Regions from separate parts of the Homo sapiens genome. Here regions 2 and 3 are each linked to region 1. Evidence: chromatin contacts called from ENCODE Hi-C data. All regions are on one chromosome and are shown on one strand. Each heading gives the region's core, a stretch centred on a gene start or an enhancer-like site at or near the end of the contact. The rest is flanking DNA. Distances are from core to core; before and after follow the strand shown. Region 1 overlaps NT5C3A (5'-nucleotidase, cytosolic IIIA). Region 2 holds the start of SEPTIN7 (septin 7). Region 3 holds the start of NOD1 (nucleotide binding oligomerization domain containing 1).

Evidence for each region. A loop is a pair of places that touch in the nucleus more often than their neighbours do. Pooled maps may share reads with other maps.
Region 2: a loop to region 1 is called in a map with no recorded cell type, with 3 times the contacts of the local background. The contact joins the promoter of SEPTIN7 here to the enhancer-like site in region 1. A Hi-C loop is called at or near these places in 2 of 37 single-sample maps with no recorded cell type and 2 of 50 pooled maps.
Region 3: a loop to region 1 is called in a pooled map, with 2.1 times the contacts of the local background. The contact joins the promoter of NOD1 here to the enhancer-like site in region 1. A Hi-C loop is called at or near these places in 3 of 50 pooled maps.

What each region holds. Positions count from the first base shown.
Region 1 is chr7:33,049,018-33,052,908 of GRCh38, reverse strand. The region is part of intron 1 of NT5C3A (5'-nucleotidase, cytosolic IIIA); the gene reads left to right. Among named protein-coding and RNA genes, the nearest start is that of NT5C3A, 12 kb to the left of the region's middle. Within about 2 kb of position 2,013, at least 4 of the 41 ENCODE cell types and tissues checked have a DNase peak (open chromatin) inside an H3K27ac peak, as active enhancers do.
Region 2 is chr7:35,798,798-35,802,688 of GRCh38, reverse strand. SEPTIN7 (septin 7) reads right to left here and starts at 1,632. Exons shown (of 14, transcript NM_001788.6): 1 at 1,419-1,632. The coding sequence starts at 1,479. SEPTIN7-DT (SEPTIN7 divergent transcript) reads left to right here and starts at 2,064. Exons shown (of 5, transcript NR_120512.1): 1 at 2,064-2,199. RefSeq lists silencers at 721-1,170, 1,201-1,440 and enhancers at 1,591-1,980, 1,595-2,218, 2,341-2,400.
Region 3 is chr7:30,476,867-30,480,757 of GRCh38, reverse strand. NOD1 (nucleotide binding oligomerization domain containing 1) reads left to right here and starts at 1,974. Exons shown (of 14, transcript NM_006092.4): 1 at 1,974-2,152. RefSeq lists a silencer at 1,846-2,085 and an enhancer at 1,734-2,478.

The DNA.
Region 1 (3,891 bases), core at 764-3,263:
CATCAACATTGAGCAGGAACTTGTTATATATGCGAGTTATCTAGTCCTACTCCAGACAAACAATCAGAAACTTTGAGGTTGGACCCAGCAGTCTGTTTTAACAAGCCTGCAGGTGATTGTGATGTGTGCTAAAGCTTGAGAATCATTTAAGTAAACAATTAAAATTCTTACTACAGCAAAATGCAAATTTTATGTGTAACAAAACTTCCAGGTTACTTGCTCACAAATAATAGAATCGGTGCTGCCAGACAATTACTGTATAAAGAGAGAGTGATGAGGATATAGAAAAATAGGTACTTTCATTTACTTTATTAAAGGCAGTATACATTGGTTAAATGAATGATGGTGCATTTGTATAATAAAATATTGGGCAGCTGTGAAAAAAAAATCTGTATAACTTTTTTTTTTTTTTTTTTTTTTTTTGAGACCGAGTCTCTCTCTGTTGCCCAGGCTGGAGTGTAGTGATGCGATCTTGGCTCACTGCAACCTCTGTCTCCCAGCTTCAAGTGATACTCGTGGTGCCTCAGCCACCTGAGTAGTTGGTATTACAGGCACCTGCTACCACGCCTGGCTAATTTTGTATTTTTAGTAGAGACGAGGTTTCACCATGTTGGCCAAGCTGGTCTCGAACTCCTGACCTCAGGTGATCCACCTGCCTCAGCCTCCCAAAGTGCTTGGATTACAGGTGTGAGCCACTGTACCGGGCTATGTTAACATTTTAAAAAGCTCAAGAAATGGTGACAAGGGGAAAAGGCAAGTTGCAGAACAGTTGTGCTCCCAAAAGAAATACACATGTATATCCTTATGTCATTGGAAATTAAAAAACAAAACAAAACAAAACAAAACAAAAACTTTAGAAGCTGTTTCTAGTTTTACTAATGACAGTGGACTTGGGAGGATGAGACCAGGAAGGGAGACTTCAACTTTTTCATCCTTTAACTTTTTATATTGTTTGACATATCATGAGCATGTATTGCTTTTATATATTTTTTAAATCGGTTTTTTAAAAGCAACAAGATTTTTTAAAGTGTGTTGGGACCACATTGTAGAACATCTCTATTAGTATAAGATATTTGCAATTTATTTGCTAGAGAGGCTTTGGGTATGGTTTTTAAAATAAGTGATACCATCTGGAATGTGTTTTGATACAATTAAACTGATAACTGAGCACGCACTAAATTAATATTATTAGAATCTGGAGGTGGGGAGCAGGAATTAAAATAAGCCTGTATTAAAGATAATGAAGTATTAAACTGTTATGGGAGCAGTAGAAAGAGGAAGACAGAAAAGAGATGGATTGCAGAGGTGAAATCTATAGGACTTTATATTTTTTGCACAGTGTTTTGGATTATCCTTAATGTTCATAGTAGTTTGAATGTTCCTGTGTATTTTATGTTAAATAGTTTCCATATTTACCTCTTTTGTTTGCTTTAAAAATAGTTCAGTTGGCCAGGCGTGGTAGCTAACGCCTATAATCCCAGCACTTTGGGAGGCCGAGGCGGGCGGATCACAAAGTCAGGAGTTCGAGACCACCCTGACCAACATGGTGAAACCCCATCTATACTAAAAATACAAAAATTATCTGGGAGTGGTGGCAGATGCCTGTAATCCCTGCTACCCAAGAGGCTGAGGCAGGAGAATCACTTGAACCCCAGAAGCAGAGGTTGCAGTGAGCCAAGATTGCACCATTGCACTCCAGCCTGGGCAACAGAGTGAGACTCCATCTCAAAAAAAATAAATAAATAAAAAATAAAAATAAAAATAGTTCAGGTATTACATATTTAGAGAGAGTTATTAAAGAGAGAGATATATAAAGAATCTTAAGTCCTATTTTAATCTTTATTCTCTTTTAAATTAGAGGTTGTAGTTTATATCTTCAGCCTAACAACTTGACATGTAATGTCATTAAACCATACCTGATAGGTTTTTTTTCTCTCCTTAAAAACAGCAGTAGGGAAATCTATACAATTCAGTTTTTCCATCAGCAGGTGGCAGACTTCTCTGGCCATTGTGACACACTGCTATTCTATATCAAATTATCTTTCTTGTGTTACGCACTTTTATGTTAACTCTCAGAGTTGCTTAAACCATTAATCTATACAATTTAAACCAAGTAAGACAACTTTCTGCCATTATAGACTTAAATGCCATTTTGTCATTTTTTTCATATATGTTGTTTATCTTCCTCATTTTCAAGGTGCTGATAGATTACAAAGTAGTTTAGCAGTTCATTAAAGAGTTGCTTCATTTGTTTGCCAAGTTCCTTCTTGTAATTAGGTGGAAGTAGAGAGCCAGTGCTTGCAAGATCCTTCCTGTCCCCATTCTGTCTTCTCTACTGCCTTGTCAGAAGGCATAGCCTTCTCCTTTGCCTTATCTCCGATATCATTAGTTAGGCAGACTTTTCCCAGTGAAAAAGATCAGTTTTTCAGTCTATCTGGATTTCTCTGTCAAATGGTTAGGGTTCTAAGGGAACAAGTTGCTAGATAAAATTCAGTGAGACAGGAAAAAGTTGAGAACCCAAGCATTATATACAGCATAGCAAAATGTTGCAAAATAGAAACTTACTATAGTCGGCTTAAGAAAAAAGGAGGCTTCACTGGGACTAGAACTAGAAAGCAGTTAGAAACTGACTCCCATTTGGGTTAATTTGGCACTGTGCTATTGTTTGGTAACTAGGGAAAAACTAAAATTTAGAGGTGCCTACGTTGACCAAGTATACTCTACGCATTTATTTAGTCCTTAAAACACAGTCTAGCTGTAGTTACTTTCCTAATTTTCTGTTAACTCACTTAGGAAATAGCTAGTTAAGTAGCACAGTCAGCATTCGTTTGATTCTTGTACTCTGAAGCTTTTGGATAAAGTTTCCCTGTTTGGGTAATTTAAGCAGGTGTACATTTGTTGCCAATTTTTATGTAATTTTTTTTTTTTTTTTTTTTTTTGAGATGGAGTCTCCCTCTGTCGCCCAGGCTGGAGTGCAGTGGTGCGATCTTGGCTCACTGCAAGCTCCATCTCCCGGGTTCACGCCATTCTCTCGCCTCAGCCTCCCAAATAGCTGGGACTACAGTCACCTGCCACCACGCCTGGCTAATTTTTTTGTATTTTTAGTAGAGACGGGGTTTCACCGTGTTAGCCAGGATGGTCTCGATCTCCTGACCTTGTGATCTGCCTGTCTCGGTCTCCCAAAGTGCTGGGATTACAGCCGTGAGCCACTGTGCCCGGCCTGTTGTCAATTTTTAAAATTTTGATGTCTTTCTAAGCTAGATAAATAGAATAAAAATTCTATTTTGTGTACAATATGTACATAAAAGAGATTTTGTCACATGTTCCTAATTTTGGTAAGATAGGAAACTCTAGTGTTCCATAATTTTTATTCTGTAATTCTTTGTGTGTGGCTTATTTAGTAATGATATACAGTATCTTTTTCCTTTAACAAGTTATAGAATCTATGGCTTGAACAGAAGACAATCTTGTAAGGGAATGGGGTGGTCTTTGAAAGTTTAGTAGTTGGTAAGTCCTTGGTTCAAATCTCAGCTCTGCCACATTTTAATGGTTTATCCTTGGACAAGATACTAAACTTTTCTAAGCTTCAATTTCCAGTTATCTAGAATGGGGATGATTCACCTAAATACTCTTATGCCTTGTTTACTTCAGGGTATTATATTAAGAATGTATTTTGACTTTGTCAGGCAATGTTGCTATAAGGCCTAATAATAATAATTAATAAAGAATATGTTCTTAGTGTTTGTATTTTATTTCACTTGATGTTTTAAAGTAATTATATTTTGGAGAATTCTAACAGTATACTATTCTAAGTGCCTTCCTGGATTAAGATTGAAAAAGAGATGATATACATAAAGTTGTAAACAGTGCTTACCACGTAGTAGTTATTCA
Region 2 (3,891 bases), core at 383-2,882, 2.8 Mb before region 1:
TCATCCCTACCTGTACACTTTTAAGTCTAAAATACTCTCCTCCCCATGTCTGCACATAAACTTTAGGGGGAAAAACTGACTATACTCATCACCTGCATGTGCATAAATATGTAAAACAGGTTAGATGCTTAGTAATTTAGATGATCTGTTCATTTACATTCTCAGGGGCACTAACAAAGATATTTTTTCCTTTCATCAAAATAAAAAAGCCAGAAGAAAGAATTCTTAAAGCTGAACTATTTAGCAATAAACTCAAGAAATGTAGTAAGTTATTATTTCAGTAACTAAGAAAACACCTGGACGTCACAAATTCTTTCCTAGGACTGTAAAAACCCAAATTTGAAACAGTGTACTCTTCAAAAGTAACTCAGCAAATGGAAATGTCCTAGAAAAATCTCGGTTGCTTATTTCTTACTATACACACAGCTGAAATGGAACTCAGGAGTGGAAAATGTAAATGAAATGGCCTGTTCTTTTTCCAACATGTGGGGGAGGAAAGGAAATGAAAGGGCTCGTTAAGAGAATAACTGAGAATATTGAAATATTTTCAAAAATTAATTTCCCTAAACTTCGCCACTCCACATCTCCGCTCCCTCCCTTTTCCAAGGACCCTTCCCACCCTTTCTATCTCCTCCGGGGGGCGCCCTTCCCAGGCGTTCTCTTTCCCTTACTCCTAAAAATTAAGCCCAAATTCCAAACCAAACTACCGATTCTCCCTCCGTTCTCAAGACTCGCCCGCCATCCACCGGCCTTCCGGGCTGCGCCTGGAGAGAGGCAACCCCGAGAGGCGGGAGGAGGAGCGGGGAGGCGACGCGGTGACTGGAGCTGCGGCTGCAGCCGCCGCCGCCGCCTCCACCACAGCCTCAGCCTGGTGCATCCTTCTTCCTCCCTCCCCGCCGCCGCCCGCCCGGGTTGGCCCACACAGCACCCTCGCCCGAGCGTTCACACTCGTCCCCACCCTCCTAGCCAGGCCCACTGCCCCACGAGGGGACTTCTGCCGACGGGGATGCGGCCGGGGACAGGAGGAAGCGGGGCCGCGGAAGCCGGCGGGCCCGGGAGGAGACTGAGGAAAGGCGAAGGGACGGAGAGAAGCAAGGGCAGGGCTGAGACCACCACGCTCAGGCTGCTCCGGCCGCGGAGGCCGCGGCTCTGCGCCGGGGGCCAGCCCGCCGCGGCACAGGAAATGCCGCCGCCTCGGCTCTCCTCACGTTCAATTCAAACTGTCACCGCCGCCGCCTCCCCTCCCCCCGAGCCCGCCGCTGCCGCGCCCCGGGCCCGCAGTGGCCCCCATCCCGGCTCCCCTCGCCGCTGCCTCCGCCTCGCCTCAGGGCGTTCCCTAGCTCGGTCCAGCGGCCGCAGAGCTTCCCGGCATTCGGAGCCGCTGACCCCAAGTCGCGGCACCCGAAGCTGAGACTCACCCATGGTGCTGCTGTTGACGCTCCTCTCCTCAGCAGCAGCGGATCTCGCACTGACCGACATCCCCTCCCCCCCTCCGCGACCAGCCCCAGCGGAGCGCAGCCCGCCGATTCTCCAAAGGCGCCTACGCCGATTCCGCAGCGTAGCCGCCCGGCGTAGCTGCCTTGCTTACGCACGCTACAGCAGGCGGACTCCTCCACAGGCTCTCGCTCGACTCCCGCTCCCTCCTCCGTCCCCCGCCCCCTCAGACGAGGCTTCCGGGCCTAGCGGAGGCTGGCTTCCATCTCGCGAGATTACCGCCTCCCCAGCTCCGCCGCCTCGCTCCATTTCGAGCATGACTTCATTGGCGTCAGCAACGTTTTGCTGTTCGGGTTTAGCCGCCATGTTTAAGTTGGCCGGGTTTCGCACCACTGAGGTCATGGATACTCAGGCCTCTTTGCGTGTTTCTTCAACACTGCTTCTAAGGTTAACCGCGTTACATTTGTTGGAGAAAATCCTGGGAACGCTGAAAAGGACTAGTGGGTGGGGTGCGAGGGTGGGGTCTTGCCCGAATTAAAGATGGCCGCAGTCAGCTCTGCCCCGCGCAATTTCACGTCAAGTTTTGGAGCTGCGGGAGCCGGCCAGTTGGCCTCAGCGCCTCCTTACGGAATTGGCGTAAGGCAAAGAGGCGCGGCTGGAAGAACCAGACTGAGAAAGTGCCACAGGGCGGGGGCCGCATCCGCCCCTCGGCTTCTGGTTACTGACCCGACGGCTTTGTGAGTGAAAGTGAAGAGACACTTCGAGGCAGGTGTCTGTGCTCCCCATTCATCCCTGTTTCCGTGGCTATCTTGACTTTCGGGGTGAAAAGTGAGGTTAGGCCCTGTTTCCCCGACCCTTCCCTCGCGCCATCACACTCTAGTGGCCTGGCACAGCCCCAGAGGTCGGCCGCTGTAGCCCCCATTGCGGACTCGCCACATTCATATTGGCTCACCTTGTCGGTGCCCGGTTCGGTCCTCTTGGAGCTCACACTCCAGTTGAGGAAATGAATGGACACAGGAACTACTGGGTAACAAAATACTAATAAAGGGCTGCGATTGTGTGAGTTTCTACTGTAGCGATGAATGTCGCTGTCATTGGAACGTTCCCCAAGTGCCTTCTAGTGAAAGCCTTACTTCACTCGGAATAACCTGTGGTCTTTTCTTGAACGTGATGGCTCTCTTGGTTGTATTCTTCATGCACATGTGTTACTTTTCCTGTTTAACTACATGTTAAAGAAATGTGTATGTTCCTGTTTAACTGCATGTTTTAAAAAAGTATGTGTATTTTTAAGTTATAGGCACGTGCAAGAAAGTTCAGAGCAAAATAGCTTATATTAGTGAAACAATAAATGTCTACTAATAGGAGAATGGATGAATAAGTGTCATTGTTGAACAAATTGACATACAACACGAACCAAAAAATCAGTGAACTAAAGCTACCATTTTTCATATGGATAGAGTCATTAACCTAATATTGAGGAAGAAATGAAAAGACAGGTTGCGGAAAGATATATATGACATACCATAAATAAAAGTTTAATAATTACAAAAAAGTAAGATCAAACTAAAAATTGTATAAGGAAATGATAGATACCAAATTCAGAATACTGGTTGCTTCCAGAGATGAACAGAAGGGAATGTAACAAGAAGGGTTCATTTGTATCTATAACGTTTGTTTTCTACCAGAAATATCTTGAAAATGTGGCAAAACATTAAGCTAAGTAGAGGGCACATGGGTGTTCACTTGTAATTATTTCCTTTACTGTTCTATATACTTGAAATATTTCCAAGTAATTTTTTTTAAGAAAAGAAACTTATAGAAGCAACTTATTTTGTATCTTGATATATGCCATTTCGTAAGTCTACATTTTTACTGAACTGCTTATGAAGTCTGTTGCAACTTATCTGTTCAATCATTGTTTTAAGTTTCTGAAACTTCAAATGAACTTTTACTTTGGGAAATTTTGTTGAATTTCTATTTTTGAAAAAAAGCAGTGTACCAAGGAGGGTAAATGTATATAGCCTCCGGAGTCAGACTGCCTGAGTTCAAATCCCAGCTCTCCATTTATTAGGCTTGCAACCAAGAACAAGTTACTTAAACTTTCCTGTGATCCAGTTTCCTCATCTATAAACGGAGATAATACTTATCTAACAGGATTTTGATAAGAGTTAAATAGACTAATACATGAACACGGTGCTTAGTCAATGCTTAGTAAATATTACCTAAATATAGATTATTTTAAAATATAAAATTAAAGCAAATACTTATATTAATATAACCTAATAGTCTAAAGGAAGTAAATCTTTGCCTCCCATCTCTATTGATAATATTTCTTTGAGGAAGATCTCTTAATGGGTATGAAAGAGGTGAATTGTGTTATTTTGTGCTATGAAAATGGATAAATTCTTAATAGAAACTATATTAAATTCCTTGTCTGAAGTTTGTTCATGTTCACCC
Region 3 (3,891 bases), core at 725-3,224, 2.6 Mb after region 1:
GTAAAAGAATGCCTGGACATCAGGCACCTCAGACTATTTGCCCATTTTACGACAATAATTATCTAGCTCATGTAGGATGGAGAAATTGAAAGTGCCGTTTTCTGGCTATTTGGAACCATTGTTGAGTCTGTATTGGGGTCAAACGGTATTGCAGAAGAAAATAAGGCGTTTAGGTTTTAGGTCAGGTGTGAGTTGAAGAGGTTTTAAGTTCTTGAGAACACAGGCTAAGGGAGAAGAAGGGGGAATGGAGGGTGGAAGGTTGCCCATAGTGAAGGAGGCAAGCCCAGAGAAAAGAAGGTAGAGACCCGGAGAAGGGGGGTGGTGAGCAGCCCTGGGCTGCAATGTGGCTGAGCAGCCAAAGCAGGCGACCCACAATTGACTTGCCACCAAGGGAATGTGGGTGAATGACCAAGGCAGGCATCCCCACGGTGATCAGACACCAATGAAATGTACGTGAATAATCAGGCAGGTGTCCCTGCAGTGATTAAACACCAAGGGACGACTGTTTTCCTGAGTCCGTGACCGGAGCTGGAGTTTTGGGTCCATGGATAAAATATGTCTCCTTTGTCTCTACTAGAGAGGAGAAAGAACTGGAATTGGAAATAGAGGGAGATTTAAGGGTAGTGAGAGAGGCTGGAGAAGACAGTGAAAAGACCGCTTACCCGATTTGAAATTGGTGAGATGTTCCTTGGGCTGTTTGGTCTGAGGACCCGAGGTCATAGGTGGATCTCCTCACAGAGTGAGGGTGAGGACAGGGGACTGGTCTCCTGAAGGAGTCCTCCTGTCCCGGGTCTTCGGCACCAAATGTCACACGTGTCCGTGTGAAGAGACCACCAAAAGGCTTTGCGTGAGCAATAAAGCTGTTTATTTCACCTGGGTGCAGGTGGGCCGAGTACGAAAAAAAGAGTCAGCAAAGGGAGTTAGGGGTGTGGTAGCTTTATAGGATTTGTGTGGGTAGTGGAAAATTACAGTCAAAGGGGGTTGTTCTCTGGTGGGCAAGGCGGGGGCCGGGGGGGTGGAAGGTCTACAAAGTGCTCAGTGGGGGAGCTTCTGAGCCAGGAGAAGGAATTTCACAAGGTAATGTCATCAGTTAAGGCAGGAACCAGCCATTTTCACTACCTTTGTGATTCCTCAGTTGCTTCAGGCCATCTGGATGTATACATGCAGGCTTGGGCTCAGAGGCCTGACACAAGTTGGCACATTTGATCCTATCAACTTTAGTTTGCACTTTCACTTTTGATTTAAGAACATACTTTCTGTTTCTCAGAGGGCAGCCTCTGATGGGAATTTTAATACTCACAAGCATCAGTGGCTATATGATTGAATGTACTTCTTCAGTGTGAGTAAGTGACAACTTTCTGTAGCATGATATCCCTTATGGACACGATCCCCATTCAAAACGTTTTAAAACTATTTTATTGGGGACATTTATTAGCATGTTAAAACTCTTTTACAACCTATTAGAGCATATGCATAGAACATAAAATGTACACTGCCAAGAACAAATTTAAGGATAGGAAGAAAAGCTTACATTTTTTAAAAAGTATAAATTGAAATGTATGCAGTGTAATTTAAATTTGATTACGTTAACCTCCATTTCATCAGGACCACGTGTCGCGTTTTAACAAGAGTTTCCCTATCATGTCCAGGCTTTGGCTCTGGTTGCAGGCGCTGGGTAGGCACTTTTACGAGGAGGGACCTGGCACGATGGCACCACAAATTCCCAAGTGTGTCACCTCTGGGCGAACTTGGGCCTGTCCACTCGGCCCTGCGCGGTGGCCAGGGGCTCACCCTCTCGCACCGGGCGTCCCTCTGCGCGCAGCTTCTCTCGCCCCCCCGCGCCAGACCCGGGCGAATGGCAGCACCGTGGGACCCTGCCTTGACCGCCCCCGCCCTTCGGCGGCCTCTCCCAGCAGCCGGCAGGCTCTTGGGCGCGCCAACAGAGGGGCGCGGCTGCGGCTGTAGTCGCAGCCAGTTCCCGTTCCGGGCCCGCGAGGCAGCCGCCCCGGTCCTGCCCCTCCCTCGCGCTACTGCGGGAGCAGCGTCCTCCCGGGCCACGGCGCTTCCCGGCCCCGGCGTCCCCGGACCATGGCGCTCTCCGGGCTCTTCTCTAGCTCTCAGCGGCTGCGAAGTCTGTAAACCTGGTGGCCAAGTAAGTCCCAGCGACTGGGGATTCGCGCGGGGCAGGCCCTTTCTGAGGTCCTGGGCGCTGCGAGTGAGGAGGCGCAGGGAGGCGGGATTTGCGTGCGGGCGGAACGCAGCGCGGCTCTGGAGGAGCTCTGGGTGGAACCAAGCGGAGAAACCCGCGAGTTTGAAGCATGTAGCGAAAGTTGAGAGGGATGAACTTCACAGTCAGCGGAATCGTTTATCCCACTGTGGTCGAACGCAGGGGTTCTCAATCGTGCCAGCAGCTTAGAACCACCTGGGGAGCTTTTAAAATCCAGATATCCAGGCTGCACCCTAGATCAATTCCATCAGAATCTCACGGAGTCAGACCCAGGCCTCCGTATCTTTTAAAAGCTCCCCAAGTGATTCCAGTGTGCAGCCAGCGTTCGAGGGTTTGTGGCAAAGGCTGGAAGGGCAGACAGGGGCCTTCATGGAGTCCCGCCTGCAGACGGGACAGCAGCTCCCAGTGTCCTGCTTGGTCCTGGAGAGAGGGTGAGAACTTCCCTTGGGTTTCATGCTCCACAAAGTAAGGAAATGAGACAATGCTTGGCAAGGTCGCCTGAATATCACATTCAAAAACGCCTCCAATGTGTGCAGTTGTTTTGGCACATTGTGAAAAACATAGGAAATGACAGAGGTTGATGTCTCATTAGCTCTGCATTCTAGGAAACATTTCGGTTGTTGGTGTTTGAAATTAAGTCTGGGGAAGCTAAGCTAGTAAACCCATGGCCTTGATGACTTCTGGCCTTTCTGCTTTAAGGGTGAAGCCAGGGCCGGGCGCGGTGGCTCACGCCTGTAATCCCAGCACTTTGGGAGGCCAAGGCAGGCGGATCACCTGAGGTCGAGAGTTCGAGACCAGCCTGGCCCAACATGGTGAAACCGTCTCTACTAAAAAAAAAAAAAAAAAAAATTAACCGGGCGTGGTGGCGCATGCCTGTAATCCCAGCTACTCGGGAGGCTGAAGCAGGAGAATTGCTTGAACCCGGGAGGCAGAGGTTGCAGTGAGCCGAGATCGCCCTGTTGCGCTCCAGCCTGGGCAACAAGAGCAAAACTCCGTCAAAAACAAACAAACAAACAAAAAACAAAAAAACGGTGAAGCCAGAAGTCGTGCTTGCCAAAGGGTCGAGTTTGTTCTCCCTCAAAGCCCCTGTTGAAGATTGAACTATCACTTTCAGGGAAGAGTAAAAGAGTAACTCCACGATGCATCTTAGAGAGGAGTGGATTCCCTGTTCTCACCCAGGCTTAGATGCCAGGGGCCAGGTAGCTGAAATCCAGGCAAACCAGGCATTGACAAAGTACAGACTTCTACCGAATATGCCAGACAGATAAGCAAGCTGTGTTTAAAACAAACAGCAGAGTGGTAGAAGAGGGCTCTTTCAAATATTGTAAGAAGAGTAGGTTTTATTTTTGTGGAGTGGAGAAATAAGTTCACGCTTTGGAACCCATCAAATCTGGGTCAAAACTCGGATTCTGTCACTTCTATGCTGTGACTTTGGGCAAGTTCCTTGACCTCTCCAAGCCCCTGTTTTCCCACCTGTAAAATAAAGAGCAACCCTCTCCTGAGGCTAGCATAGTTCAGCGAGATGATGTGCATCACACACCTGGAAGGTGGTGGCGCTGGCAGGTGCTCTGGCAGAGGTAGTTATTAGACACTGGAGTGGCAGTTTGTGCCCGTTAATTGTTTACTTAGTACAGCCACTATGAGGGAGAATGTCTATAAAATGT